Linked DNA regions of Homo sapiens: region 2 is linked to region 1. The links are chromatin contacts, found by Hi-C or POLR2A ChIA-PET in ENCODE. All regions are on one chromosome and are shown on one strand. The core of a region is the stretch at or near the end of the contact, and the rest is flanking DNA. Distances in the headings are between cores, read along the strand shown. Region 1 holds the start of SLC35F2 (solute carrier family 35 member F2). Region 2 holds the start of FDXACB1 (ferredoxin-fold anticodon binding domain containing 1).

Region 1 (7,224 bases), core at 3,462-5,961:
AAACATACATATGAATAAATTAGGATCTATGTGTCAGAATGTAAACTGTCTGACAGTATACAATTAAATAATAATACCAGGTGCAGTGGGCCACTCTTGTAATCCCAACATTTTGGAAAGCCAAGGCAGGTGGATCACTTGAGCCAAAGAGTTTGAGACCAGCCTGGGCAACATGGTGAAACCCTGTCTCTACGGAAAAAAAAAAAAAACTAGTAGTGCGTGGCAGTGCATGCCATAGTCCCAGCCACTCAGGAGGCTGAGGTGGGAGGATCACTTGAGCCACGGAGGTCGAGGCTGCAGTAAGCCATGATCAGCCACTGCACTCCAGCCTGGCCAACAGAGTGAGAGCCTGTCTCAAAAAATGATGATAATAATAATAATAAACAATTAAATAAGAAGTATTCTCAGATACTCCTGGAAGTCTATGGTCTTCTATCACAATATTTTTCACTTGAGTTGACAGTAATAAATCACAAAAGCCAAAATTACACACTCCACTAAGGAATATATGGTTCTCATTATCATGAATGTCTGGCACATGGTAAGTGTTCAATAAACTTTTATTGAATGAGTGATCTGATATTCCTAATCATAGAGAAAAGTTGTCTGTACCCTATGGGGGCAGGTATATTAAGAGCTGGGGTCACTTAGAACATATCCTCCTCATAATGAAAACATAACAAGCTCTATGCCCCAATCTTCTCCCTGTATTTAGTACCCAGTTGCCCAAAAAGCCTCTTCTTGCCCCTTTTTGGTAAAAGGAATAGAAATGAGCTATGTGGTTATAAATCTCTCTCTGTATCTTGCCCATATGGTGATAACACATCATATCCATTCACCAACCTCTTTCTACACTCTCCCACCCTTGGTTCCCTGGCCACAGGTGGGGATTCACAAAGCTACTCAAACTTGGGACATGAGTTTTGACAACAAAGCTTAAAATATTGAGTATTAGGAGTACTGGATATCTGGTAAACCACTCTTTTCTGATTGCTGGGTCTGATAAAGAGAAACTGCAATCCAAAATCCAAGTGCTTGGATGGCTGCCAGAGGTAGGAATGGAAACTTTAATTAACAAAAGAGCCCAGCCAACCAAACAAGAAGCTCAGCCCAAGACCCTTGGAATAAAGACCAATAAAGGGAAGAGTTCAGGGAGGGAGGCAGAATGGAAAGGAAGACTTGTGAACCTTTGTCATCCCTCAGTCATTCACTCATTCATTCATTCATGTGCTAAGGGTTGTGGTAGATATAAAAAAGAAAAAGACACCATTTTTGCTGTTAAAGAACTTCGTCCATGGCCAGGCGTGTGGCTCACACCTGTAATCCCAGCACTTTGGGAGGCCGAGGCGGGCGGATCACCTGAGGTTGGGAGTTCGAGAACAGCCTGACCAACATGGAGAAGCCCCATCTCTACAAAAAATACAAAATTAGCCAGGTGTGGTGGTGCATGCCTGTAATCCCAGCTACTTGGCAGGCTGAGGTAGAAGAAGAGCTTGAACCCGGGAGGCGGAGGTTGCGGTGAGCCGAGATCGCGCCATTGAACTCCAGCCTGGGCAACAACAGTGAAACTCTGTCTAAAAAAAAAAAATGCCCATAACTGCTATTCCACAAGAAAGGAAAAAGCCCTCAAAGAGATACATAAAAAGGACATTCATAGACAAAAGAAATCTCATATTTAGGAGGCTACTAGACTGATTATAAAACATACCCGGATTCCAAAAGTATCAGAACATTAGGAGAGAAAAAAAAAAATCAGGCCAGGCACGGTGGCTTACGCTTATAATCCCAGCACTTTTGGAGGCTGAGGTAGATGGATCACCTGAGGTCAGGAGCTCAAGACCAGCCTGGCCAACATGGTGAAATCCTGTCTGTATTAAAAATTAGCCGGGCATGGTGGCAGGCGCCTGTAATCCTAGCTACTCAGGAGGCTGAGGCAGGAGAATCACTTGAACCCGGGAGGCAGAGGTTGCAGTGAGCCATGATCGTGCCGCTGCACTCCAGCCTGGGCAACAAGAGCAAAACTCTGTCTCAAAAAAAAAAAAAAAAAAGAAGAAGAAGAAAAGAAAAGAAAATCATTGTTAATTCTTATCACATCTTGTTAAACATACATCTTGCCATATCATCTGCCCCAGCCTCAAGGCCACTGGCATCTCCTGAAGCAATCACCAAATGTTCCCATCACCCAAGAATAGAGAGCTAATGGTGACAACTAACCCATATAGAGCACTGAAAGGAGCCAGGCTCTGTCTGCCCTTTCCTGCATAGTAACCTTGTAACAGCACTACAAGGTAGGTACTGTTATTATCTCCATTTTACAAATAAGAAAACTGGAGCACAGGCTGGGCGCGGTGGCTCACGCCTGTAATCCCACTACTTTGGGAGGCGGAGGTGGGTGCATCACTTGAGGTCAGGAGTTCAAGACCAGCCTGGTCAACATGGGGAAACCCCATCTCTACTAAAAGCATGAAAAAATTAGCCTGGCGTGGTGGTATACATCTGTAATCCCAGCTACTTCGGAGGCTGAGGCAGGATAATCGCTTGAACCCGAAAGGTTGAGGTTGCAGTTAGCTGAGATAGAGCCTCTGCACTCAGGCCTGGGTGACAGAATGAGACTCTGTCAGGAAGGAAGGTGACAGAATGAGACTCCGTCAGGAGGGAGGGAGGGAGGGAGAGAAAAGAGGGAGGGAGACTGGAGCACAGAGAAGTTAAGTGACTTGTCCAAGAAGGGAGGGAGGGAGGGAGAGAGGGAGACCGGAGCACAGAGAAGTGACTTGTCCAGGAAGGAAGGAAGGAAGGCAGGAAGGAAGGAAGGGAGGGAGGGAAGGAAGGAAGGGAGGGAGGGAGGGAGGGAAAAGAGGGAAGGAGACTGGAGCACAGAGAAGTTAAGTGACTTGTCCAAGAAGGAAGGGAGGGAGGGAGACTGAAGCACAGAGAAGTGACTTGTCCAGGAAGGAAGGAAGGCAGGAAGGAAGGGAGGGGCGGAGGGAGGGAACTGGAGCACAGAGAACTGATTTGTCCAAGGTCACCCAGCAGAAGGAAGGGAGGAAGGAAGGGAGGAAGGAAGGGAGGGAGGGAGACTGGAGCACAGAGAAGTTAAGTGACTTGTCCAAGACGGACGGACACGGACGGAAGGAAGGAACAAAGAAGGAGGGAGGGAGGGAGGGAGGGAACTGGAGTACAGATAACTGACTTGTGGAAGGAAGGACGGAAGGAAGGAGAGAGGGAACGAAGGAAGGAGAGAGGGAAGGAAGGAAGGAAGGAGAGAGAGGGAAGGAAGGAAGGAGAGAGGGAGAGAGGGAGGGAAGGGAGGGAACTGGAGCACAGAGAACTGACTTGTCCAAGGTCACCCAGCCAGGATTTGAGTCCAGAATGTGAGTGCCCTTAGCCATTACACTGAATTGCCTCCCAGCTGAGAACTTTTAACAAATGTATCAGGACATACACAACTGGATGCTACAAGGTGGTTTTCGGCCAACTTTCCCCTTTAAACACATGCATCAATTTCAAACTATTTATATGATAAAAAATGCTTACACCTTTATCGATCTCGTTTTTAAAATGGTATGGCTTTTCAGGACTATCTTTCACAATCGTTAAAGGGAAATTCGCTTTGTTAATATGAAAAAAAAATCAAATATCTGTTTCATGAGTTGTCAGTGGCCAACGCTGTTTAGACTACGGCTTGAACGCATCACCCCTTAAAGATCATCTTGTGGCCTTGGGCAAATTGCTTAGCCTTCTTTGTTTCTCCAGCGGCAAAGTGGATATAACAATAGTACCATCTCCTAAAGTGGTGAGGATTAGCTGATATTATCCATATAAATTGTTATGCACAGTACCTGACACAGAGCGAGTGCCCAATAAATGTCTTTCACTATTTAGGTCCTGGGTTCTCTCATTTCCAGAGTGCAAGTCCTCCAGCAACCACAGAAACGCTTTCTAGAGTCGCTGCCCACTCCTTAAAAACATTTGTCCCTACTTCGCACAGAGCATAGTGATACCACAAACAGGCTTCCCTGGACCCCAGCCCTGGGGGTGGCTATATCACCTCGCTCAGGCCCAGGAAGAGAGAGCCGGCTCTGGTCTCCCACCCGGCAGCAGCACAAAACTTAACCAGGATTTCTCACTTCGGTCAACTCTTGAATCACCGCGCCCAGTCTGGCTGGCTCGGCAGCAGATGGAATGAGGGCGCCGGCGCCAGGAAGTGGCGCTCACCCACCTGCCCAGCCCGAGGTGGGCACTCCTCCTTCACAGCATCCCCGGGGACCTCGTCCCTCCACCGCGGAACGCCCCAGAGGACCGACCTAATAGTGCCACAGGGTGGGTTTCCCCCCAAATCCTCCAAAATACATCGCCACGATTTCGAAACGGGAGCCGAGGGAGACGCACCAAGTGCTTCCCGACGCCAGGTGAAGCGCACCATACCTGGTGTGCGTGTTGAGCCCCGAACCGAAGTCCGTGCGGCCGCCACCTCTGCCTCCCTGCTGGGGGCCTCAGAGAGTGTGCTCCTTGTCCACGTGCGCGCAGGGCCCGCAGCCGCCCCCACGCCCCAGCGGAGCTGCAGCACGCCCCTTCCACTCACCAGGTGAAGAGTTTGCCTTTTATCCTGCGCAGCAGGCTGGAGAACTCGGCCGCCGCTCCCTCCGCGAGGGGCTCTGGGGCGCCGGGGCCCGCTGGCGAGTCTGCCTCCATCGGCGCCCTTGCGCGTCTCCGGCGCCCAAAACCCCCGAAGTGCCGGGTCCCGGAAGACGGGAGGCGGTGCCTGTGCGGCCGGCTGGGGCTCCGCTCTGGCCCTGCGCTCCCTCCCTCGCTCGCTTGCTCGCGTCCCTCTCGCTCCTCCGCTCGGCTCCTTCAGCGACCAATCATTAACTGTCAAGCCCTAAGGGCCAGACAATACATTTGCAGATTACAACCTGGCACCTCCAGGGTGGCAGGAGGAGAAAGGGCAATTTTTTTTTCGTCTTGGCAGCCGAGCCTTATTGTTGAGCGGCACCCAGTGTGCCTTCAGGTTTTTAGGGTTCCTTGTTTGAAATCACAAGATACAGTGACACGAGGTTATTGTAGGTGATTCCTAAGCTAAGAAGCGGTGAGTGAGCAGTGAGTTAGAAGCAGTGAGTGAGCCGGGACTCTCCTAACTGGAAGGACTGGCTGACCCCTCCTCTTCCCTCCCACTCTCCCTCCCTCTGGCTGATTTGTACAAAATCGCTTCATTAAAATAACTGAAGGCTGGCAGGGCGCGTTGGCTCACACCTGTAATCCCAACGCTTTGGGAGGCCGAGACGGGTGGATCACCTGAGGTCAGGAGTTCGAGACCAGACTGGGAAATATGGTGAAACCCCGTCTCTACTAAAAATACAAAAATTAGCCGGGCGTGGTGACGGGTGCCTGTAGTCCCAGCTACTCGAGAGGCTGAGGCAGGAGAATCGCTTGAACCCAGGAGGCGGCGGTTGTGAGCCAAGATCGCGCCTTTGCACTCCAGCCTGGGCAACAGAGGGAGACGTCGTCTTAAAAAAAAAAAAAAAAAAAAAAAAAACCTGAAGGCGCTTCAGGTCTGTGTCGCTTTTCCCTGCAAAACATGGGTAAGATCCTAAAAAGATCTTGGAAACGTGCCTTTGTGGCGTGGATGGAGGCGTGGCTCATTCCTCGCGGTGTGTTGGTTTTGTCTTTCAGTATTCAGTTGTCTCCGCCGTGCCAGGGAGAGAGACGGTGCCAACCCCCGGCGCTCGGCTTGGATGCCCTGCCCTGGCCACGCCTTCCGAGGCTTCCACGGGCTAAAGAGGGATTAAGAGACACTAAGCTGGGGTCGAAAAGTTCCTGTCACTGACCCCCTGCTTCCGGAAAGGAGGAGATCCAGAAAACAAAAGAAAAGGTGTTGGGACCTTTTATTTTTTCCTGGCCACCTGCTTTGGGGGTTGGGGTGGGTCAAAATAAACGTAGGTTCAAATAGACAGGCTGTGCAGACGAGCTGGCAATTCTGTAAGAGGAGTCTAAGAAAAAAAACAGCTTTCGAAAATGAAATATTACTTCAGGAACCCCAAGTTTAGCAGCTGCAGGAACCTCAAAAAAACCTTTGAAACTAAGAACGTGGTCATCCGTAGAGACTAATTAAGTATTATAATACAAGCATATTATGAAACAAGAGGACATTAGAAGCACATTTAAGATGTCACTTTTGTAAAGTAAACAACTCATTTAACCCTGCATATTGACAACGTTGAATTCTACCTGAGCCCTGTGCTCCTGGAAAGTAATGACAATTAAGAAACCTTCCTAGGCCGGGCGCGGTGGCTGACGCCTGTAATCCCAGTGCTTTGGGAGACCGAAGCGGGCGGATTACTCCTGAGGTCAGGAGTTCGAGACCAGCCTGACCAACATGGCGAAATCCCGTCTCTACTAAAACTACAAAAATTAGCCCGGCGTTTTGGTGTGTGCCTGTAATCCCAGCTACTTGGGAGGCTAAGGCAGGAGAACCACTTGAACCCGGGAGGCAGAGGTTGCAGTGAGCCAAAATCGTGCCACTGCACTTCAGCCTGGGCAACAGAGTAAGACTGTCTCAAAAAAAAAAGAAAGAAAGAGAGAAAGAGAGAAAGAAAGAAAGAGAAAAGAAAAGAAGCCTCCCACCTTTTTTTTTTTAATCAAAGATTTTGGTTGAATTTCTCTTCCTCCCTCATACCTCTGAACTTTCACCCACCCTGACCCTGAGCCGCAGGTAACCCCTCCTTAATAGCCCCTCCTGAGAAGTTGGCCTCAGGGTGAAACATTCTCTAATCTATTATCCAGTGGAGAGCCACCTTTTCATTCCACTTCCCACCAGTAGGGAATAGGCCCCCTCCTACTGCAGGAACCCTTCCCCACAGTCCCCACCCATCCCCATTTGCAATAATCCCTACAAATAAAGTCTCTCCTTAACCAAATTTGATTTTTTATTTGCAATATATACAGTAGTCACCTCCTTACCTGAGGTTTTGATTTCCACGGTTTTAGTTACCACAGCCAATTACCCTCTGAAAATAGGTGACTAGAGTATAGTAAGATATTTTGAGAGAGAGACCACATTCACATAACTTTTATTACAGTATATTGTTATAATTGTTCTATTTTATTATGAGTTGTTAATTTCTTACTGTGCCAATTTTATAAATTAAATTTTATTATAGGTATGTGTAGGAAAAAAGTATATACTGTATAGGGCTAAATACTCTCTGCAGTTTCAGACACCCACCG
Region 2 (5,040 bases), core at 2,156-4,655, 4.0 Mb after region 1:
CAGATCTTGGCCTGGCCACAGGTTCCTTCACAAGCTTCTTCTTTACCATCTCTTCCAGGATTCTTGAGAAGGCTAAGTTCTGAAAATGACACTAGAAAGTCTTCCACATCTTGTGATGTCCCACCAGTCAGGGACTCAGAATTTGAGTTATCTTCATGGAGACTAATCCAAAAAGCAGCTGACAGAAAGTCACAATTCCAGAAAGGAAGAACACTGGTACCTTCCTGTGGCAGCAAAGGGTAGGAACACTTCAGCCTTTTTAGCGGGAAAACTTTGCCTAATTCAGCAATGAGTTTCTCATTTATGGTTTTGATAGGATGACATGAAGGTGCTTCCAGGAAACCCCTGTTTAAACACACACAAAAATAACTTTTCTAACTTAAGATAGTAAATAATTATAATGTAGCTAGAATTAAAAATACAAATAGCTGGACAGAAAAGAATTATCTTTAAATTGATCTTGAAAGGAAACAAAGAAATCATCTACCATAAGGAGAAACAGACGTGTATTTCAGAACTCTGACAGCCACCATCCCTACAATATATCAGAAAATGTGACCATTTATAATTCTAGAGATGCTTAAGGAGGCCAGGCTGACAAATAAACATAGCACCAACATCACTAACAATTTATGCACCATCCATTCAATATATGGTTGCCATCAAGACAATCAGGATACAACTGGAGATGGAAGTGATTTCCAGCAAAATAACTGGTTACCTGTTCAACTTTCCTACAAGTGCTTCTGGTTCTGGAAAGGAAAACCACTGGTTACCCAGTTTGATCCTGAAGATTCTGGGTTGAGAACCTTCAAAAGGTAAGCTCCTGGTGAAGATATGGTTCAAAGCACCTTCTACATGAAAGGACTTATCTTGACTCCTGGCAAAATAGACACCAATATGAAGTCTGTCATTATTAAAATAAGCAAGTATTTTTAGAGACCGAATCAATTAATTGGCAGGGCCTATTGAGTCTGTCTATGAGATTTTGTTATCATTAGTGAGAGAGATGAAAACGCAGAAGGCTTAAACCTATGCTATTACCTACCTATATCCAGTGCACTTGTACCCTGCCACAGCCTTACAGCTGAATGGATACACGTCGCTTAAAATGAGCCCCCCCAGGGCTGCCATGGCAACCACTTGCCAACTGTTGTGCCATTCTCTCTGGGGCTTATCCGCAGGAGTTCCACCTTGTCCTCTACATAATGCCACGTGGACTTCTCCTTCCTCTGCAAGAACGTCTGCACAGCTAATAGGGAGAAAAGAAACACTAACTAATTATCATAAACAAGCAGAAATTACCACAGGAGTTGGCAACATACACATGGTTTGCCTGTGAAATAATTAAAATCCAATCATACCTATGTGCAAAAATCTATTAGACCTCAAAAAATGCAAAGAAAGTAGCTGGAAGTAAATAGAAGCATAAATTAAATGTTCAACCCACTCACTGATAAGATTGGCTGACCAGGGTCTGCTTTGCATTTGTGTCATTCATGCATATGTCACAGAAAGATCAATATCTGCACAGTTCCTATATATGATTCATTGCTTAGGCTGTTTCTTCCCATTTAGAAAGTTCTTTTCACTGCCCTCCTGAAATTCAAATACTAGTTTAAAATACCACCTCTGTCAAAACTTTATTGACAGCTATGCCCCATCGGACACCTCCAATAGTATCATGTCTTGTGGTATAATCATGTAAAGCACTGTTTTCAGTTCACAATAATTTTATGAGGCTGTTAGTTACTTTTTTTTTTTTTTTTTTTTTTGAGATGGAGTCTTGCTCTGTCGCCCAGGCTGGAGTGCAGTGGCACGATCTCAGCTCACTGCAACCTCCACCTCCCAAGTTCAAGCGATTCTCCTGCCTCAGCCTCCCAAGTACCTGGGACTACAGGCACGTGCCAGCACGGCCAGCTAATTTTTATATTTTTAGTAGAGGCGGGGTTTTGCCACTTTGGCCAGGCTGGTCTCAAACTCCTGACCTCAGGTGATCTGCTCACCTCGGCCTCCCAAACTGCTGGGATTACAGGCATGAGCCACCACGCCTGGCCCAGTTAGTTACTATTAATATCCCTAGTTTACAGTTGAGGAAACGGAAGCATGTAAAGATTAAGTAAGCTTGCTTAAAATAACAACTGTTGGCCGGGCGTGGTGGCTCATGCCTGTAATCCCAGCACTTTAGGAGGCCAAGGCAGGCGGATCACAAGGTCAGGAGATCGACACCATCCTGGCTAACACGGTGAAACCCCATCTCTACTAAAAATACAAAAAATTAGCTGGGCGTGGTGGCGGGCGCCTGTACTCCCAGCTACTTGGGAGGCTGAGGCAGGAGAATGGCGTGAACCCAGTAGGCGGAGCTTGCAGTGAGCCGAGATTGCACCACACCACTGCACTCCAGCCTGGGCGACAGGGCGAGACTCTGTCTCAAAAAATAAAAATAAATAAAAATAAAAAAATAACAACTGTTAAGTGGTGGGCTGGGATTTGAATCCAGGCAGTCTGGCTTCTAAGTGCACGTTCTTAGCCATTAGACTATATGGCTCTCATTATTTTGCACTGTCAAAAATAAATGATCCTCTTTTACACACCCAAGAGTACATTATTTGTACTTTCATTTAGCATTTAGGGTTTATATATCTGTCTTTCCAACTAAACTTGGGGTTCCTTTGGGGCTTTATAGTCTCTTCTAAACATATCATAGTAGCTTGCACGTGTGCCTTATGTTTGGGTACAGTAACTATGTTATGGACATCTTAAACATTTTCCTTGTGAGGGCGCTCCTTTCCTCACCTTTGGAAAAATTTGGCAAGCAGTTCCCTGTTCTTAGCTACGCCAGCTTTGCGTCCACAATGCGGGAAGATGAAATAAATTTGATCAAATTCTCTCTCGTGCAGTTCAAAGACATCTGCCAGCTGGGTGCAGTCCACACCGAAACGTACATCGATACCTGGCAAAGATAGTTTGGGGGCGCAAAATATAGACAGGAGGATGCCTCAAGACATGGAACAGAAAAACTCTTCCTAACTTAAACCGTGCAGACCAGCCCAAGTCTGGGCACAAAGCCGGCTTTATGTGAATATCCGTGGGACGATCAAGAACAATCTCCACGTGGGTTACATCCCCACGCCCCCACCCTTTCCACTTTGGGACGCGCCGGCCGCTGGGCGGGGTTTCGCAGAGGGGCGGGCTCGCTACCTCGCTCGCGCAGGCACTGCAGATTCTCCCAGGCCAGTGGATCCCGAGCCAACTCGGCCGGGCGCTGGAGGCAGGTGGCGGTAAGTTGAGTGCTCTGATCCAGGGTTTCGCTCAGAGCGGCGGCGAAGGAGAAATTCCCCTCCCCAACCAACAGGAGGCGCCGAGGGGCCATGGCCTCCACGGACTCCCGGCTCGCGTTCTCTGTGGCGCTCGTTTTACGTCACTTCCTTCACGGATCTCTCTCCGCCCCGTCTTCTCCCGTCACTAGTTGATGACGCACCCATGGCGCCTGGTTGTCTAGACGAGCCGGTGTACCGACTCCCCGGTGGATGATAACTATGAGTGCAAAAGCAAGACGCGCACTTTCCTGTCACCTCGCCCTTTCACCCCCTCGGGAAGATCAAAGTGTCTTTAGCCCAAGCATGGCCTTGAGCGACTTCATCACACCTGCATGAGGTCACAAGCAGTCACTAGCGCAGGGGGGTGAGGCGAGTTCTGGGTGAAAGAAACGGGGCGGGGCTGAGGCCAAGGAAGAGGTTGGACTGTGTCTCGCATGCTCCTGACGCAGAAGGTTTTGAACCTTTTTTCACCTCGTCTGAAATGGCTGCCTCCCAGTGTCTCTGCTGCTCAAAATTTCTCTTCCAGGTGCTTAAATCTCCTATCTTCTATTCGTTCAAGAAAGAGTATTGAGTGTCTATTGCGTGCCAGGCCACTGTGAGGGTGGTTACGATATGTGGATGAACAAAATGTGGCCTATGATTTCAATGAGCCTGCAGTCTGGTGGGGAATGCACAGAGCAAAACAGGCAACTCTGATATGGCAGGGTGTGTGCTCTGGGAGCACACAGAAGAACGTTACCAAGTTTGGGGGCGAAGAGGGTCAGAGAGTCCTTGGATGAAGTAAACCCGAGTTGAAAGCTAACAGGGTAAAAGTGCATCTTAACTGAGTCAAGAGGCGTGAAGAGGCAGAAGGAACAATATATGCAAAAGCTTGATGGAGAAACAGAATAGTTGAGTTTGGCTGAAACACAATTGGAGGGAGAGTAACAGATGAGACTGAAGAGTTAGGCAGGGGCCAGGTCATAGGGAGCGTTGTAAGCCTTTAAAAAAAATCAACTTTTATTTTACAAATGGGGGTACAGGTACAGGTTTGTTACGTGGATATATTGCACCCAGGTAGGTTGCAGGTTTGCTACATGGGTATATTGCACCTAATAGTTTTTCAACCCACACCACCCGCCCTCCCCACTCTAGTTAGTAGCCTGGAGTGTGTGTTGTTTCCATGTTTAGGTCCATGTTTGCTCAATGTTTAGCTCCCACTTATAAGTGAGAATGTCAGAGGTATTTATACCAGAGCAACTCCGTCTTGAATAGGGGCTAGGTAAATAAGGCTAAGACCTGGGCTGCATTCCCAGTAAGTTAAGGCATTCTTAGTCACAGGATGAGATAGCTCAGCACAAGATACAGGTCATAAAGACCTTGCTGATAAAACGGGTTGCAGTAAAGAAGCCAGCTAAAATCCACCAAAACCGAGATGGTGATGAGAGTGATCTCTGGTCATCCTCATTGCTACACTCCCACCAGCGCCATGACAGTTTACAAATGCCATGGCAAAGTCAGGAAGTTACCGTATATGGTCTAAAAAGTGGAGGTATGAATTAATCCACCCCTTGTTTAGTATATAATCAACAACCATAAAAATGGGCAACCAGCTGCCCTCAGGGTTGCTCTGCATATGGAGTAGCCATTCTTTATTCCTTTACTTTCTTAATAAACTTCCTTATGCTTTATAGACTCACCTTGAATTATTTCTTGTGTCTCTTGGGGTCTGGATCAGGAC

What was found. A loop is a pair of places that touch in the nucleus more often than their neighbours do. ChIA-PET counts read pairs that join two places held with the same protein, here RNA polymerase II (POLR2A). Pooled maps may share reads with other maps.
Region 2: a pooled map shows a loop between it and region 1 (2.6-fold over the local background). The contact joins the promoter of FDXACB1 here to the promoter of SLC35F2 in region 1. A Hi-C loop is called at or near these places in 1 of 168 maps with a recorded cell type or tissue (naive thymus-derived CD4-positive, alpha-beta T cell) and 4 of 50 pooled maps. POLR2A ChIA-PET finds 5 or more read pairs at or near these places in 1 of 52 experiments (OCI-LY7).

Annotation. Positions count from the first base shown.
Region 1 is chr11:107,854,076-107,861,299 of GRCh38, forward strand. It overlaps SLC35F2 (solute carrier family 35 member F2), which reads right to left and starts at 4,712. Exons shown (of 8, transcript NM_017515.5): 1 at 4,583-4,712. The coding sequence starts at 4,692. It overlaps LOC124902746 (a long non-coding RNA gene), which reads left to right and starts at 5,155. Exons shown (of 2, transcript XR_007062876.1): 1 at 5,155-5,579; 2 at 5,671-6,914. RefSeq lists an enhancer at 4,238-4,307 and a silencer at 4,528-4,837.
Region 2 is chr11:111,875,760-111,880,799 of GRCh38, forward strand. FDXACB1 (ferredoxin-fold anticodon binding domain containing 1) reads right to left here and starts at 3,406. Exons shown (of 5, transcript NM_138378.3): 1 at 3,202-3,406; 2 at 2,797-2,953; 3 at 1,049-1,252; 4 at 722-880; 5 at 1-345. The coding sequence starts at 3,373. It overlaps CFAP68 (cilia and flagella associated protein 68), which reads left to right and starts at 3,782. Exons shown (of 4, transcript NM_022761.3): 1 at 3,782-3,846. The coding sequence starts at 3,802. RefSeq lists enhancers at 3,074-3,693, 3,190-3,659.